2 separate regions of the Homo sapiens genome follow, and region 1 is linked to region 2. A link is a loop called in an ENCODE intact Hi-C map of the cell type or tissue named here. Cell type or tissue: endothelial cell of umbilical vein. All regions are shown on one strand.

Region 1 (8,000 bases), 330 kb before region 2:
CGGTGAGGGCATCGAGATTTTGGTTTCCAACATAGCACAAGCCAGTCAGTTCATCTGCATCCACCAGTCTCATAATCAAGATGACAATGGTTTTCACTGCGGGGATGGCCCAGGCTGCAATGTGGAAATAAGAGCTGTGCATTTCAATGGCTTCATGACCCCATTTGAGTCCTGCTGCCAAAAACCAAGTGAGTGTCAGAATAACCCACCAAATGGAGCTGGCCATTCCAAAAAAGTACATCAGCAAGAAAATTATTGCACATCCTGTGTTCTTAAGTCCTTCTTGGATGAGAACAGGTTCTGCTGCCTCTTCAAAATCACAGGATATCCTTTCCCGGCCTACAGTCAGCCTGACAATATAAGCAATGCTATAAATATTATAGCACATACTGAGAAATATGATGGGGCGCTCAGGGTAGGAAAACCTAGAAGAATCGATCAGGAAGGTCAGTACTGTGAAGGCAGTGGAGATGAAACACAGGCTGGCCCACACAGCCATCCAGATATCAGTGAACTCCTTGGCTGAGCGGCTGTATAAGCCAGCATCATAGCCACACTTGAGCACACAGTTCAGGCTCCTTTTCACCCAGATGTACTGATCAGAATTGGTTCCCACAGAGTGACACTCTTCCCCAGGCTGGATGGGGGTTTTGTGAGGTAAGGGCACCTCTTCATCACCTGGCCCTTCCATGCACATGTGGTTGTGGTCGTTCTGTGGTGGGAATTTGCTGCAGTTCAGACTCTCTGGCCAGGCAAATCCAAATTCCTTCAGGACGGGTTCACAGCGTCTCTTGACTGAAAGACACATGCCGCCGCATGGGCCAATGGGGATGTTGATCTTCTCTGTGCACATTGGCACATAAACAGAACAAAGGAAGAACTGGAAAAGTAACAAAATGAACACACACAAAAAAAACAATGACTTGGAAGTTTGACCAAATGCTCCCACAAAGCTGAGTTGAATGCTTCCAGGCAATCTAGGTATCTACTTTTAAACCAACCTATCGGGAGTCTGTCTGTTTACTCTGACCTCAAACAAGGGCGCCTGATAATCCATCACTTACATACTTTTCTTAGTTTGGCTTTAGTAATCCTTTCCAGAAGAATGTACATAAATAAATAAATAAAATAAATAGGGTCTGAAGAATTGCATAAGCCCTCTTTGCACAACACTTGAAATAAATCTTAAAAAACTGGCTTTCAATCTCCTTCCATTTTAGAAACTATTTGAAAAAGCTAAAGAAACTAATATGACTCATTTAGGTGGTTTATTTTTATCCCCGTTTCTTTATCATTTTAAAAATAAAAGTTAAAAAAAAATGTAGATCCTGTTAGTATTCTCTTCTCCCTAATTTATCCCTTAAAAATTTGTTTAAACTAGTCCCATACTGAAACAAAAAATGGCCCAAATGAGACACTGTTAGACTCAAGGATGGGATGCAGATTGAGGTCTCTGGTCACTAGGGATTTGTTTGGCCAGGTTTCCTCAATGAATAATAATGAAGCACAATAGGAAAATGTAAATGTTAAGTCGCTGAAACTGCAGTACCAGCAGGGGAGAGTCCAGTTGCTGTCCTCAATTCCTCCAGCATTGATAAACAGTCTGCTTGGCTCCTTACAGATGTTGTCTATGAAGTCTAGAGTTACAAGTAACTATTTTCCAGCATGTAAAGGGATCCAGTCTTGTCCTTCAAAACAGCTTGGCCGCTTTCCCCAGGATACATGTAATTAAAAATATATATCCCTGCAAAAGCTGTTTCTCCAACAAATTGCCACTGATGTCAGGATATGTGCTGTTTCCAAACTGAGAGCTGGAGGATCATTTCTTAAGCTTTTATAACCTAGTTCTAAAGTTCTGAAACTTCCAAAGGGATATTTTAGCAGCAACAGGTCTAATCCCCACCATCTTTCCAAAACCACAAACCAAGTTTTAAAATGACCTATGTAAAAACATGCACCTAGTAAGTAAGCTGTATGTCTGTTTATTATCTCTCAGAAGTTACAGCCAGAACCACAGATTTCTTTTCTTTTCTTTTTTTTTTTGATACGGAGTTTCGCTCCTGTGGCCCAGGCTAGAGTGCAATGGTGCAATCCCCGCTCACTGCAACCTCTGCCTCCTGGGTTCAAGCGATTCTCCTGCCTCAGCCTCCTGAGTAGCTGGGATTACAGGCGCACGCCACCACGCCCGGCTAATTTTTGTACTTTTAGTAGAGACAGGATTTCGCCATGTTGGTCAGGCTGGTCTCGAACTCCTAACCTCGTGAGCCACCTGCCTCGGCCTCCCAAAGTGCTGGGATTACAGGCGTGAGCCACTGCGCCCGGCCAGAAACCAGATTTCTGAAGCCTGGACAACTAACGTCTACTTTTTCCCACAACTTCTCTCTTTTCTAAATTTCTAAAAATCACCCAGCCTCACCAACCCAAACATAACCAATGTTAACACTTTAAAAATTTTCCTGTCAGTCTTTTATTATCCCAATAAATTTTTTATTTTGCAGGATTATAATCACCCTGTATATGCAAATTCTTATTACTGTGGAATAAACATTTTCTCTATCATTAGATATGCTTTACATTTTTTAATGACTGCAAAAAAATTTCTTCCAATATACCAACCACCTTCCTGCAGCTTCTTCTCACCCTCCAAGCATTAAACGTGCCTTCAACTGTGAGGATAAGAAAGAACTCAAGCCAACCCAACCACTCCTTCATGCATGACCTCTAAAACGCTGCGGGACGTCGTGAGAAGGGGCTATTCAGCAGAAAAAGGTGCAGTAGTGTTTCATTTAATAACACCCCAAAAATAGTGGGGAGAAGGAAGTTCGGTGAAGGATGGTCTCCTTATCACTCCCTCCAAGTCTTAGCTGCAGCTGGCTCCCTCCCACTCGCCCACCGAGCAGTGGCGGCCAGAATCCTTGGCAGAGATAACCCTCAGCTCCACTGGGGTTAGGGGTCTGGGCCAGACATGGGTGGGCAAGAGAGAAAAACGGAAGGGCGGGGTGTAAGAGTGGGTTCTTTCCCAGGCCAGATGACTTACACAACGTTTTGGCTTCCAGTCCCTGAGAAAGTGGGGGTGGGGATGGAAATCACTTTTCCAGGAGAGCTGTCTCCTTCGGGCTAGGATGATCAACTTGGCATGGGCTCTGCAAAGTTAGTTTGGAGCGTCCCTCCCCAAGGGGTCCCGCCAGGGGTGGGGGTGGGGGCGCCCACCTGCAGCTGGCTGGAGCAGCCGTACTGGATGAGCGGTGTGAAAGTTGTCAGCTGCAGCTCGGCGTCCGTCTGCAGCTCGTGCCCAACCAGGTTGGGCATCTTGGTCACGTTGTAGCCGAGGTTCTGGCACATGGAGATGCGGATGGGGTCGCAGCGCCGCTCTTCCTCGTCCCCGAAGCCCCGCGCCGGCCCCAGGAGCAGCAGCAACTGCAGGAGCAACCCCAGACTGAGACCGACGCCCCCGGGCGCCCCCGGGACGCTCGGCCCTGCGCCCCGCCAGGCCATGGCCAGCATCGGGGGTAGCAGCGGCAGCGGCTGGGGCTGCTCTGGCAGACACCCCCAGTTTGCACGGGGGCGCCGGCTGCCCGCGCTGCTCCCAGCTCCCGGGACGGGAGTGTGATGCGGCGACGAGGGGGCAGCGGCCGGCTCTCCAGCAGCTGCGCGCGACTGTGTGGGATTTTAGACGTCCCGGGCCGAGGCCGAGGGACAGGCTGCGAGGGTCATGGCTGCAGGCGGCGAGCCCACAAGCCGGCGCCGGCCGCGTCCGTTCGGCGTCTCCGCGAGGCCAGCCAGCAGCCAGCGCTGCGCAGCTCTCACCGCCGGAGCCCTGCGCGGCGCTGGAGGCTCGCGGCGCGGCGGCGGGGCGGGACGGACAGCGGGCCTCTCCAATGGCCGGGCGCGGTGGGCAGCTAGGGGCGAGGCGGCGGGGCGGGGCCGCTCTCCCGCAGGAGGAGTCAGGCCCCCGCCCTCCGGCCCCCTCCTCCGGCCGCCCCTCCCTCCCTCCCTCCCCTAGCGCCCCGCCCCGCCCGCCTCCCGGCTCTTGCTTTCCTCCCACCCGGATCTAGGCGCGCAGGGGCCAAGCAGGGACGCAGCCCAGTGGCTCCAGCCACGCCGTCCTGCCCCCTTCTGCAGGTGAGAAGTGCGCCCTGTTCCATCTGCCCCCTTTCCTTCCTGTCTCCTTTCAGCTGTAACCTAGGCCGGTGGCCACCTCCCCGTCAGGCAGAGAAACGTACACAAAGAATTGGGGATTTGGATTTACACCGATTGTGGCTTTCAGTCCCGGTTGTGTGACCTTGAGCAAATTGCTCAACCCCTCGGCGTCAGTCTCCTCTGTAAAGTCACTTGGGAGGATTAGAGATAAAGTGTAGAAGGCTTAGCATGGTGCCTGGTACTGCGTGAGTCCACAGCTATTTTCACTCCGGACCAGCGGCGATCGGGGCCCGGCCTCTCCCCGCCCCCAGACTCGCCCGACCTGCGCAGGGAGCCGCCCACCTCCAGCCGCCAGCGGGGAGGCGCCCCAGAGCTGCGGAGCTGCAGACCCGCCGACGGTCTCGCGCTCTGATTTCCTCACCGTATGAAATGAAATTCCACAGGGGGATTCGAAAGGAAATGAGACCGGGACTCTCCGTGCTTCTCGGCCCGCCGCCCTTCCTGTCTCGGGGACACGGTTTCTAAATAAGGTTGGGAGGGTGAGAGGGCGGGAGGGGAGAGGCTTGACCTGTGCACTGGGGACGAGGAAGGCGCACAACCACCGTGACTCCTCTCTCCCGGCCTCCCGGGCACCCCCTCCCCACCAGGCTGCACCCCTTTTTTTCTTTGCTTCTGCTTCGGCTCCTAGGGATCTGGGGATCATGTGACCCAGGTTTGAACCCAACTTTCCTGTCTCATTACCAGCCCCCCGCGGCTTTGTGCTGGTCCACCCTCTCTCTGCTTTCCAGTCGGCCAGTAAACTCCCAGCAGGTGGATTCCTCCACCGTTTACTTGTTGCTTGACTGTGTTGAAGCTATGGTGCCTCTCTGAGCCTCAAAGTGGCCGGCTGTAAAGTGGGGAAGTTCATATCCACCTCACACAGTTGTTCTAAGAGTTCAGTGAGATAATACCTGTAAATCATTTAGCAGTGTCTGACACATAATAAATGCTGAAGAACTTGGTGATTGGGGTGTGTGTGTGTGTGTGTGTGTGTGTGTGTGTGTGTGTATGTGTTTCCAAAACAGCTAGGGGAGATCAATTATGGGACAGCCTCCTGCTTTCCAGCCTGGTGCTAAAGACAGCTCCAGCAGCCCCGGAATGAGGATCTGGGTAAAAGGCTTTTCACCCTCTTCCTGAGATCTTTTTGTCCAACACTTGCCACTGTTTTATGCATGTTTTTATCCTCCCATTTCAGCCAATTCTGTGGCATATGGCAGAGGCTAGATGCAAGTTGGAAGAATGTCTGTGCCACTCATGTGACACTCATATTCTGTCTTGTATTTTTAGTCTTCTTATATTGGCAACGAGACTTGACTGAGGGCAAAAATGGAATCAACTTTTTTTTGGTATTTGGCTCTGTGCCTAGAACTGTGTTGGACACGGAGAAGCTGCATTGTCTCCAGTCATCATCATAAACTCCCAGTGAAGGAGGTTCCGTTAGCTCCTTATAGAGATTAGGAAACTGAGGCTAGAACCACAGTAATAGAAAATGACAAGACCAACCAAACCAGGGCCCAGAAGAGGCTCTTCAAAGATGGAAGGCAGGGCTATTTTCCCAGAAAAAATTCCCAGCTGGAAATCAATGTACTCAGCAATAGGATTGAATCTCTGTGTGCCTGTGCTGAGTAATGCATAAAACCCTTGGCCTACAGAGATGAATAAACGATCAGATGTAGAGATCAAATGATCTATTAATCATTTGGGTTACAGAGATGAATATATAATCAGATGAACAGATCAAATGAATAGATAATCCTCATCCTTTAGGATCTCACAGGAGGAGACAAAGGATTAACAAACAACAATAACTTAGTTTGCTAAGTGCACAGATAGAGAATTGTGGGTGAATTGAAGGTAGAAGTGGCTGAGTCTGGAGGGCTACTCAAAGGGGGATGACCTGCAAGACTCGTAGCTACTCAACAAAGTGTAGTTAGTATGCAATTGGCCCTTCTTCTAGGGAAGAGTGGTGGTGGTGGGGTGTGCTTTGTGCTGAAGATATGGTTACATGGTTTATTAAACAGTGAACTCCCTGAGGTCAAGGAGGAGGACCTGTCCCTCATACAGGGCCTGGCACACAAGGAACATCATTTGTTCTGGGTGAAGGAATACTGTTTTCAAATCAATAACAAACCACTCATATAGAACTCTTACTTTCAGACACTGTGTTACATGCCTTACATTCTTAATTTTATTTATTTCTCACAACTTGCAGAAACTGATGCTCTGAGAGGCCAAGCAGTTTGCCCAAGATTACACAGTAAGTCGTAGAGAAGAACTCATGCATGTCTGCCTGGCCCTAAACTCTGTGTGCATGGTACTGCTCTTGCAGAGGAAACTGCTTCACGCCCAGCCTAATCCATAGTTAAAGATGACCATTTTGTGATCTGGACCTCTTATTCCTAGACCTGGCATCCTGCCTCAGCTTGCTTGAAGCAATTGTCTCCTTTGAGAACACATGAAGAAGCCCCTTCCCTATCAGAAGCTTTTTCTGTCAACAGCTTTTCTTTCTAGTCGTGGAACTCATCACCAGTATTTTCCAAAAAAGAAAGCTAGGGGAATCACATTTCAGTCTGAATGTGGAAAGACAACAAAGACCATAACTTAGAGCTAAATCTGAATGGCCTGGAGCCCCTCAGCCTCCCTCTCCTGGAGTGGTTTACACAGTCCACAATCTGCCCCTGGTGACAGGCATGGCATGTTTGTCTTTGTTACAGAAAACACTTCCCGAGGGAGTCCCAGGCAGAGGGATATCCACCCTGTGACATGCACAGCATTTCTGAGAGGAAAAGATAGGGACACCTGAATAAAGTGTAGGCCATGGGCCCCTGCTAACTCTGGCTTGAGTGCCTGGGCAGTTTCCTTGGTCCAGCCTCTGAGCAGTAAAGATTCAACTACTTTGGAGCTGCAACAAACATGACTTCAACAGTCTGTTGGGCAGTTGGAGGGCTCTCCATTTGTATCTAATAAGAGGCTGGGTTCTTATTAACTCCGGTGATGTGTTAATTTTTCAACCTGACGTTTTCTGCTCTAATAGATTCTTGTAATGCTTACTAAATTAAAGGCTGCATTGGAAGAGTAATGTTTAGGTTAAAATGCATCACCTAAGGGGGTGGAAGCTATAAACATCCTTTCCCTCCTACGGGAAAATCTCTCATTTGCGGCTCTTTGCTAACCCAATTAAGTGCTGAAGTAGTTACCCTAGAGCCTGCTTTTTATTTCCTATGAAACAATCCAACTAATCCATATTCAGTAGCTTCCAAGAAAAGTCTTATTCCAACCACTCATGAAGAAACCAGCTTCTTTGAATCTAGATAGAACATTTAGAACTCACAAAGAGCTGTCTTGATGGAAAGTGCAAGAAAGTGGTTCATTATTATCTGCCTGGTTTTTGAGGGAAATAATTCACTGGGACTAAAACCCCATAAGTATTGGGAATTTACTGTGGAACAACAAAAGCAAAGCAAGAAGATGCCATGCCACATTCCATCCATTTATAAATAGGGTGTTACATCTCCCCCTGCACCCAAACTAGTTATAAAACAAAAGTGCGCCTGCTGAGTAAGGTGGAAGGGAACACTGATCTTACTTCGAGCTGAGGAATCAAAGTTCCCAAGAGATTAATACCTATTAAGTGGCAGAGCCAAACTCCCTTCTTAGTCCATTGCACCACTAGCTAGCAGAGAAGAATTGTCACCACAGAGCTCTTGCATGTCAAGAAATAGAAGCTCAAAATTTTTCCTACCCATAAGTTTAGCAAGCATTAAATGGTACATCAGACATCCTTATTTATTGGTGGTGATGAGTTAACGCAAAGATGAACA
Region 2 (8,000 bases):
GGCTAATTTTTGTATTTTTAGTAGTGACAGGGTTTCACCATGTTGGCCAGGCTGGTCTTGAACTCTTGACCTCAGTTGGTCCGCCTGCCTCGGCCTCCCAAAGTGCTGGGATTACAGGCGTGAGCCACTTTACCTGGCTTTTTTTTAAAAAATAATTTAATATTTATGGAACTTTGGAGTAGGAGAATAAAACTGCAGAATTTATATTATGAATTTTTAGGATTAATAAAATTTTGAAGGTTTCAATATATGTATTTTTTACCCAACATTTCTTACCCAGAAGTATTGCTAACATTATGTAAAAACAAGATTTTTTTGAGACCGAGTCTCGCTTTGTTGCCCAGGCTGGAGTGCAGTGGTGTGATCTCAGCTCACTACAACCTGCACCTCCCGGGTTCAAGCGATTCTTGTTCCTCAGCCACCTGAGTAGCTGGGATTACAGATTTGTGCCACCATGCCTGGCTAATTTTTGTATTTTTGTAGAGATGAGGTTTCACCATGTTAGCCAGGCTGGTCTTGAATTCTTGGCCTTAAGTGATCCACCTGCCTTGGCCTCCCAAAGTGCTGAGATTACAGGTGTGAGCCACTGTGCCTGGCCCAAAAACAAGATTTTTAAAAACGTGAAACTGCCGTATTGGATCACATTTGCTGTACTCTGAGAATAAGCAGTAGTAAACAACTCTGTTTTTGTTTTTTGTTTTTTTTTGAGACAGAGTTTTGCTTTTGTCCCCCATGCTGGAGTTCAGTGGCACAATCTTGGCTTACTACAACTTCCACTTCCTGGGTTCAATCAATTCTCCTGCCTCAGCCTCCCTAGTAATTGGGATTACAGGCGCCCACCACCACGCCTGGCTAATTTTTGTATTTTTAATAGAGACAGGGTTTCACCATATTGGCCAGGCTGGTCTCGAACTCCTAACCTTAGGTGATCTGCCCTCCTCAGCCTGCCAAAGTGTTGTGATTACAGGCGTGAGCCACCATGCCCGGCCAACTCTTAACATAAAATGTTACTTTTATAAATTAGAAAGACTTTAATTGTCTACCCTGTGACCTAAACTTGCTTCTTAATGATACTCTGGAGTCAGTCACTTTCTAATAGATCTATAGATGATTTAAAACATTTTATCTATTTTTCCCTTGTAATGCATAGCTATGATTATGTCATTCTGTTCAGAAATCCTCTGTGATTTCCTATTGCCTTCAGGACAGTCTAAATTCTTGGACCAAGTCCTTCCATTGTCTAGCCTTGCTCTACCTGTATAGAATTCTCTTCACTCAACTCAAGCTATGGTGATGTTCCTCAGGCTTTTACCTTGTATCCTTTGCTAGCCTTTGCATCCTTACTGTTACCTCTATACTAAAAAATTCAGTCTGCACAAATGATATCTTTTCCCTAAAACCATCTTTGATTCTTTAGTTTTGAGCAATTTCTTTATTCTTTGAATTTCATAAAGTGTAATGTGTTTCATAACACATATACATTTGTAATCTCTAAAATATATAATTTTTTACCTCTAGTTCTGTTACTGATTCAGGCAAATTTTCGTTCTTTTTTTTTTTTTGAGACAGAGTCTCACTCTGTCACCCAGGCTGCACGATTTTTGCTCACTGCAACCTCCATCTCCCGGGTTCAAGTGATTCTCCTGCCTCAACCTCCCTATTAGCTGGGATTACAGGTGCCTGCCACCACGCCCAGATAATTTTTGTATTTTTAGTAGAGACAAGGTTTCACCACATTGCCACATTGCCCAGGCTGGTCTCGAACTCCTGACCTCAAGTGATCTGCCCGATTCGGTCTCCCAGAGTGCTGGGATTACAGGCATGAACCACATAATTTTCATTCTTTGAAAATTAACTTTGAGTTATAATTTATATACAATAAAAATATACACATTTGAAGAGTATACTCTATGAGTTCTATGAGTTTTGACAAATGTAACCACCCCCAAGGTCAAATTCAGAATATTTTCATCATTCTTTAAAATTTCTTTTGTGCATTTTTTTGTAGTCGGTTTCTATCTCTCCTCTCATCCCTGATAGCAGGAACAGATGGATCTGCTCTCTGTCACTTTAGATTATGAAACTTTTTTCTAGAATTTCACACCAGTGGAATCATACAGTATGCACCTTTGTGTCTGGCTGCTTCTCAGCATTTTTTTTTTTTTGAAATTCATCTATTTTGTTGAGTGTATTAGTAGTTTGTTCTTCTTTATAGCTGAGCAGTATTTTATTATATGGATATGCCACAATTTGTTTATGCATTCACATGTTGATGGACTCATTTCTAGTTCAGGTCATTTTTTTTTCATTTGGCAATTTATATCACATGTACCATTATCCTCAATTAGTAAATGATTGTGTACTAGTATGATTATATCAGTTTGTATCTTTGGAGGAAGGCCTGTAGTGATACATCTTTTAGATCATGGTGTTAATTTCAGGGGAGATGGTGTGTCTACTTCTTTTTTTCTGTCTGTGGCTCACTGTTTCACCTTAGAGTTTAAGCCTATGAGCTTGCTATGGGTAGGAACTGTTAAATTTTTCTTGTAGTCTCAGTGTGTAAGACAGCAACTGCTATACCCTCATCTTTGTAGTTGTGTTTGTTTTAGTAATAGCAGCAGCAGTAGTAATAATAAATAACATTTCTTGAGTGCTTAGTACAATAATCACATGATGTAGGTCCTATTATTTGCATTTTACAGGTGGAGAAACAGGCTCAGAATGTAAACAACTTGCTTCTCTGAATCTATAGCCCTCGCTTTTAACTCTACTGCCTCAGTGCTTAATAATTGCTTGTTGAACAGATATATGATTGTGTAAATGAATAATATTTGCTTCATAGATCTGTGGACATAGTGGTAATTACAAAAAAGTATATTGCTTACTCCACCTCATGTAACTTATTGGTATAGTCTTGGCTTTCATCATTCTTCCCTGTCCCCACAATACATTAATGATGTGACTTTATTATTCACATACACACAGAACAATATCTAGAACGACATTATAGCTGACTGAAATGAGGTTACTCTTTGTGTCAGAGACAGCCTGGATGAATGCCTGAGTGAATAGTGATAAATAAGCAGACCTTTATTATGTGGAGGCATCAAGATTTTGTGATTAGTTTGTTAAAACAACTAGTATTAATTACCTGAATTTTATAGTTTAATTAAGTTTGATATTTTATGTAGGCATCTTTACTTAGTTGTAATTTTGAAGGTTATTATTTTTAAACTAATTTGTTAATCTATCAAAAAGTTATTAAAATATGTCTTAAAGTTAATGTGTGGTTTAATCTTTTAAAATAAAGAACAAAGTATATGTTTAGATGGCATTAATATCAGTTGCTTTCAAAAATTCAGCGTGTAGGCTGTCATTTAAAAAGTTTAAACAAATAGTACCAAATGAGATTATAATTTAAAAATAAACAATGGAGTGAGATTTGGTAATAGGTCATGAACATCAAACCTGGAGTATCTTTGTTAAACATAGGTCTGGTTATGTCATTCCTCTGAGTAGCAGGACCTTTTGCTTTAGAAGTAAAGTTCAAATTCGTTTTTGGCATGGTGTGACATGTGCCAGTCTTTCTCCATTTGGTTTCCATGTCTCTGTGTTACAGTCATATTAAACCTCTCAGTTCTCAGAATATCCAGTGTTTTCTTTTTTCTAAGTCTTATATGTATTTTTCCTCCCTGCTTTCTTCCTCTACTTCTTTTTTATAGCACCTTAAATGTCTTTTTCTGAACAGCCTTCATGACACCAAAATCAATGTCAGACACACTTGCTTTGTGCTCCTAAAGCACTGTGTACTTTATATTAAAGTACTTTCTATAATGTAATATCATTATTTGATTGTACCTATACCTTCTGGATTGTGAATTCCTGAAGCCATCGGCAATGGCTGTCCTCAGCACTTGCAACCTGCCTGGCACATTGTCAACTCTTTATAAATACTTATGAAATACTTAACTGTGTGAAGGAGTGAATAAATGATGTAAAGGTGAACAACACTCCAACCTATAGACTTTATGGTCTCACCTCTTTTGCTGGATTTCAGTTCCTGGTAGCGTGATGAACATGCCTATCAGCCGTATCCGCCTTCCTGCCTTTTGGATTTGATAAATTCATACTATAATCACTGTTCCATTTCATTTGTGGTATTAAGAAATAGCTCCTAATTAAGAAAAGACTGGAAGCCCCTATTTAGAGTATGTATGTTTATGTCTAAATGTAAATTCATAGCACATTATCAATATAAAGAAACTAATGGAACTTTATATTAAGGATGATCTCTGGGAGTTGTTAATGAGTATAGAGGTACTTGATGTAAAATAAACAAATTTCTTTAGAAATGGAAAATCAAAACAAAACAAAAAACCCTACAATTGCTGTCAAAGAAACAACTACAAGAAACTTGGCACCCAAATAGAAATAGTTAATATAAAAATGCAGTTTTTTTCAGTGATTACATGGACAAAAATTTCTTTCAACATATATTTCTTGAGTTACTCATGTACTATGCACTGTACTAGGCACTGGGGACACATGCAGACAAACACGTTTATGTATTCACATATAGTGTAAAATACTAATTGATGTGTTGTAGACTATCCTATTTCTGAAACCAGTACCAGAAAGATTTTAAATATTATCACACTTAAAGTGAAAAAAGTTATTGTGAAAAAGACTATTGATAGTATTTTATGAAGAAAAAGAAATTGTGCTTTGAATTTTCTTAAATATAAACAAATACAGTTGATCTTCAACAATTATATACTTGGCGTGTATGGTAGACTGTGTTATTGTTCAAAAACCTTTGCTGCCCCTCCCTGGAGAAACTTTATACTTCCCTTCCCTATTGACATCATGCCTGGAGTTACGACATGTTTTGGCTAAAGAAATATGAGTGGAAATGATTTATGTATACTTATGAGCAAAATCTTTAAGTCAGAACACAGTTTCCTATGTTTGTTCTTTTTCTCTGCTGTGACAATCAGCATTTGCAGATAAAGTTTCTCTGTTACCCTAAGGTACAAAATGAAGATTTCACGTAGTTGAGCCATAGCTAACTCTTGTTTGACATGTAGCGTGAGCAGAAAATAAACTTTTTTTGTTAAAAGGCATTGACATTTTGTTACTGCAACATAACTTAGCTCAGTGGTTTTCAAGCTTTAGCATTTTTAAGAATCCTGTGGAGATTTTGTTAAAACACAAGTTGCAGAGATTGTTGGGCCCCACACTTAGAATTTCTGAATTCAGGAGGTCTGGAGTGGGGACCAAGAATTATATTTCTAAAGTGAAAAGCTTTTATGAAGGGGAGGTGGATAAGAGAAGCCAGCATGAAGTCTTGACCAATGGTACACACTCAGGCAAATCATGTTTAGATAGGAGAACATGTGGAAGTGAGCAACTGGACATTGGTTCATTTTTTTTTTTGCCTTTTCTTTTTGAGTTGGAGTTTTGCTCTTGTTGCCCAGCCTGGAGTGCAATGATGCAATCTCGGCTCACTGCAACCTCCGCCTCCCGGGTTCAAGCGATTCTCCTGTCCCAGCCTCCCAAGTAGCTGAGATTACAGGCACGAGCCACCATGGCCGGCTAATTTTTGTATTTTTAGTAGAGAAGGGATTTCACCATCTTGGCCAGGCTGGTCTCGAACTCCTGACTCTCAGGTGATCCACTCGCCTCGACCTCCCAAAGTGCTGGGATTACAGGCGTGAGCCACCGCATCCGGCCAACACTGGTTTCTTTAAAACTATCCATGCCTGTTGTCCCTTGTAAAGTCTTTGCATAAAACCAGTTGGAAGACCATTGTTCTCTACTTCATTTAGGTGATTTGTGTTTTCTTTTATATTGTCCAAGATCCCTTTACTTGTCTGTAATATTTCATCTTCACTGTTGAGACTTCAGCAGGTACAGACAGTTAGGTGATTGGGATGTATTTACAATTTGATCACTTAACCTCCTTGGGCCTTGGTTTCTTAATCTATATAATATAATTCTCTCATGTTACTTTTGTTCCAATATTTTATTTTTCTAATACCATTCTATGGGCTAGCAAGATTCCATTATGTGTTGACTCTCCCAATTTCTATTATTCATACCACAGATTAAGTTCAAAATCTTTGAGAGGATGTAAGCTGGAGTATTTGAAATTAAATGTTTCTCTTTCTTGGGGGTCAGGATACTCTATAAGTCTTCAGCTAATCAGAAAATAGTAGCTTCTGGCCAGATGCAGTGGCTGCCTGTAATCCCAGCACTTTGGGAGGCTGAGGCAGGTGGATCACCTGAGGTCGGGAGTTCGAGACCAGCCTGGCCAACATGGTGAAACCCTGTCTCTACTGAAAATACAAAATTAGCCAGGTGTGGTACCAGGTGCCTGTAATCCCAGCTACTTGGGAGGCTGACACAGGAGAATTGTTTGAACCCGGAGGTGGAGGTTGCAGTGAGCCGAGACCGTGCCATTGCACTCCAGCCTGGGCAACAAGAGTGAAATTCCATCTCAAAAAAAAAAAAAGAAAAGAAAAAGAGAATAGTAGTTTGGAAAAGCTTACAAAATGTTGTTTTTGCTCCATTACTAGGAGATGCATATTTTATTTAACTTTGGTATCAAATAAGCATAAATTTATGAAAAATTTTAGCCTGTTATAGTTTTGAATAGCTGCTCATTTTGTTCAATATGAAAACAGATTGCTATATTATTTTACTGACATATATGCCAATATGCATTTGAAAATAAATTAATGGGGCTGGGTGCGGTGGCTCACGCCTTGTAATGCCAGCACTTTGGGAGGCCAAGGCAGGTGGATCATGCAGCCAGGAGTTCAAGACCAGCCAGGCCAAGATGGTGAAACCCTGTTTCTGCTAAAAATACAAAAATTAGCTGGGCGTGGTGGCGGGCGCCTGTAATCCCAGCTACTTGGGAGGCTGAGGCAGAGAACTGGCTTGAACTTGGGTGGTGGAGGTTGCAGTGAGCCGAGATCGCGTCATTGCACTCCAGCCTGGGTGACAGAGCGAGACTCCATCTCAAAAAATAAAAAAAGAAAAGAAATTAATGTTGATTCGAAGATTCTGTTTAATTGAAAACATTTGTTTTCATATTTTTCACTATGTTTGTAGAAGGGAAAAAACTGAAAGTATTTGTTTGTCTTGAGGTCTTTAAAAAATAGATTGGTTCAGAATTGTGATTATAATTTTGTTTAATGTAAATAATTTTGGTTCGTAGCAATGCCATAATTTTAAGACACTTGCTAAATTTTTCCTTGGATTTACATGAAACATTATTTGATATTTTTTTGGTTGTTGCCTATAGTTAATTTGTTAAGTCTGCACTCATGCCATTTCCTTGGGAACTGCAAACAGGCCTTTCAGTTTAGGTCCAATGAAACCACAATCTGCTCCTTTTACAACTATTTTAAAGTTTGACTAGTGTTACTATTACCAGTTCATTTTCAGAAGGAAATTTATTCTGATTAACATTTCTTTTAGAAACAGTCTGAAGGTGATTCTTGGTTTCTTAGCAATTTAAGGCTGCTTTGGAACATGACCTTCCTAGTTTGGACTTTAAAGCAGAAACAGTTCCAGCTTCTCCAAGTTTAAGGAGAAATCTGATTCTATTGGAGTTGTTGCTGTAAGTTTTAGTCCAACTGTTTCCAATTTATAGTTAGGACACACCAGAAAAAAGTGCACAATTATCGTCTGGGGACTTAGAATCTCACTTGATTACCCATAACTGCGGCCTGCTTCAGCAGCTTTGCTTGGGCTCTTGAAGACAAAGCCAAGTATCAGTGTTCCATTCTGTATGAAATAAATGTACTGTGAAATATTTATCAGAATAGAAAATAATATTTTTAATACACTGGGGAATTTCACTATTTAAAGGAATTCTATTGGAAGTTATTGAAGATATAATGTGTTCATAAAGGAAACAAAATAATCTTCCCCAAATTTCTTAATTTCTTGCTATTTCAAGTTCAGATATTTGTATGTGAGTTTTCTTAAAA

What was found. A loop is a pair of places that touch in the nucleus more often than their neighbours do. Peaks named below come from ENCODE experiments on the same cell type or tissue, not always from the same donor. Only the 100,000 strongest peaks of a DNase experiment are listed, where the experiment ranks them.
Region 1: a loop joins it to region 2, with 3 times the contacts of the local background. A loop is called at or near these places in 34 of 110 quality-filtered maps.

What each region holds. Positions count from the first base shown.
Region 1 is chr11:86,951,591-86,959,590 of GRCh38, forward strand. FZD4 (frizzled class receptor 4) reads right to left here and starts at 3,805. Exons shown (of 2, transcript NM_012193.4): 1 at 3,211-3,805; 2 at 1-880. The coding sequence starts at 3,495. FZD4-DT (FZD4 divergent transcript) reads left to right here and starts at 4,031. Exons shown (of 3, transcript NR_038905.1): 1 at 4,031-4,122; 2 at 6,392-6,436. It also overlaps a transcript of PRSS23 not described here. RefSeq lists silencers at 3,483-3,532, 3,663-4,032, 4,383-4,532. In endothelial cell of umbilical vein, no CTCF peak of the experiment used is centred here; DNase peaks (open chromatin) are centred at 901, 1,581, 3,881, 4,461 and 3 weaker places; H3K4me3 peaks cover 4,383 bases; H3K27ac peaks cover 4,740 bases.
Region 2 is chr11:87,276,833-87,284,832 of GRCh38, forward strand. The region is part of intron 6 of TMEM135 (transmembrane protein 135); the gene reads left to right. Among named protein-coding and RNA genes, the nearest start is that of TMEM135, 240 kb to the left of the region's middle. In endothelial cell of umbilical vein, a CTCF peak has its summit at 4,845; a DNase peak (open chromatin) is centred at 4,869.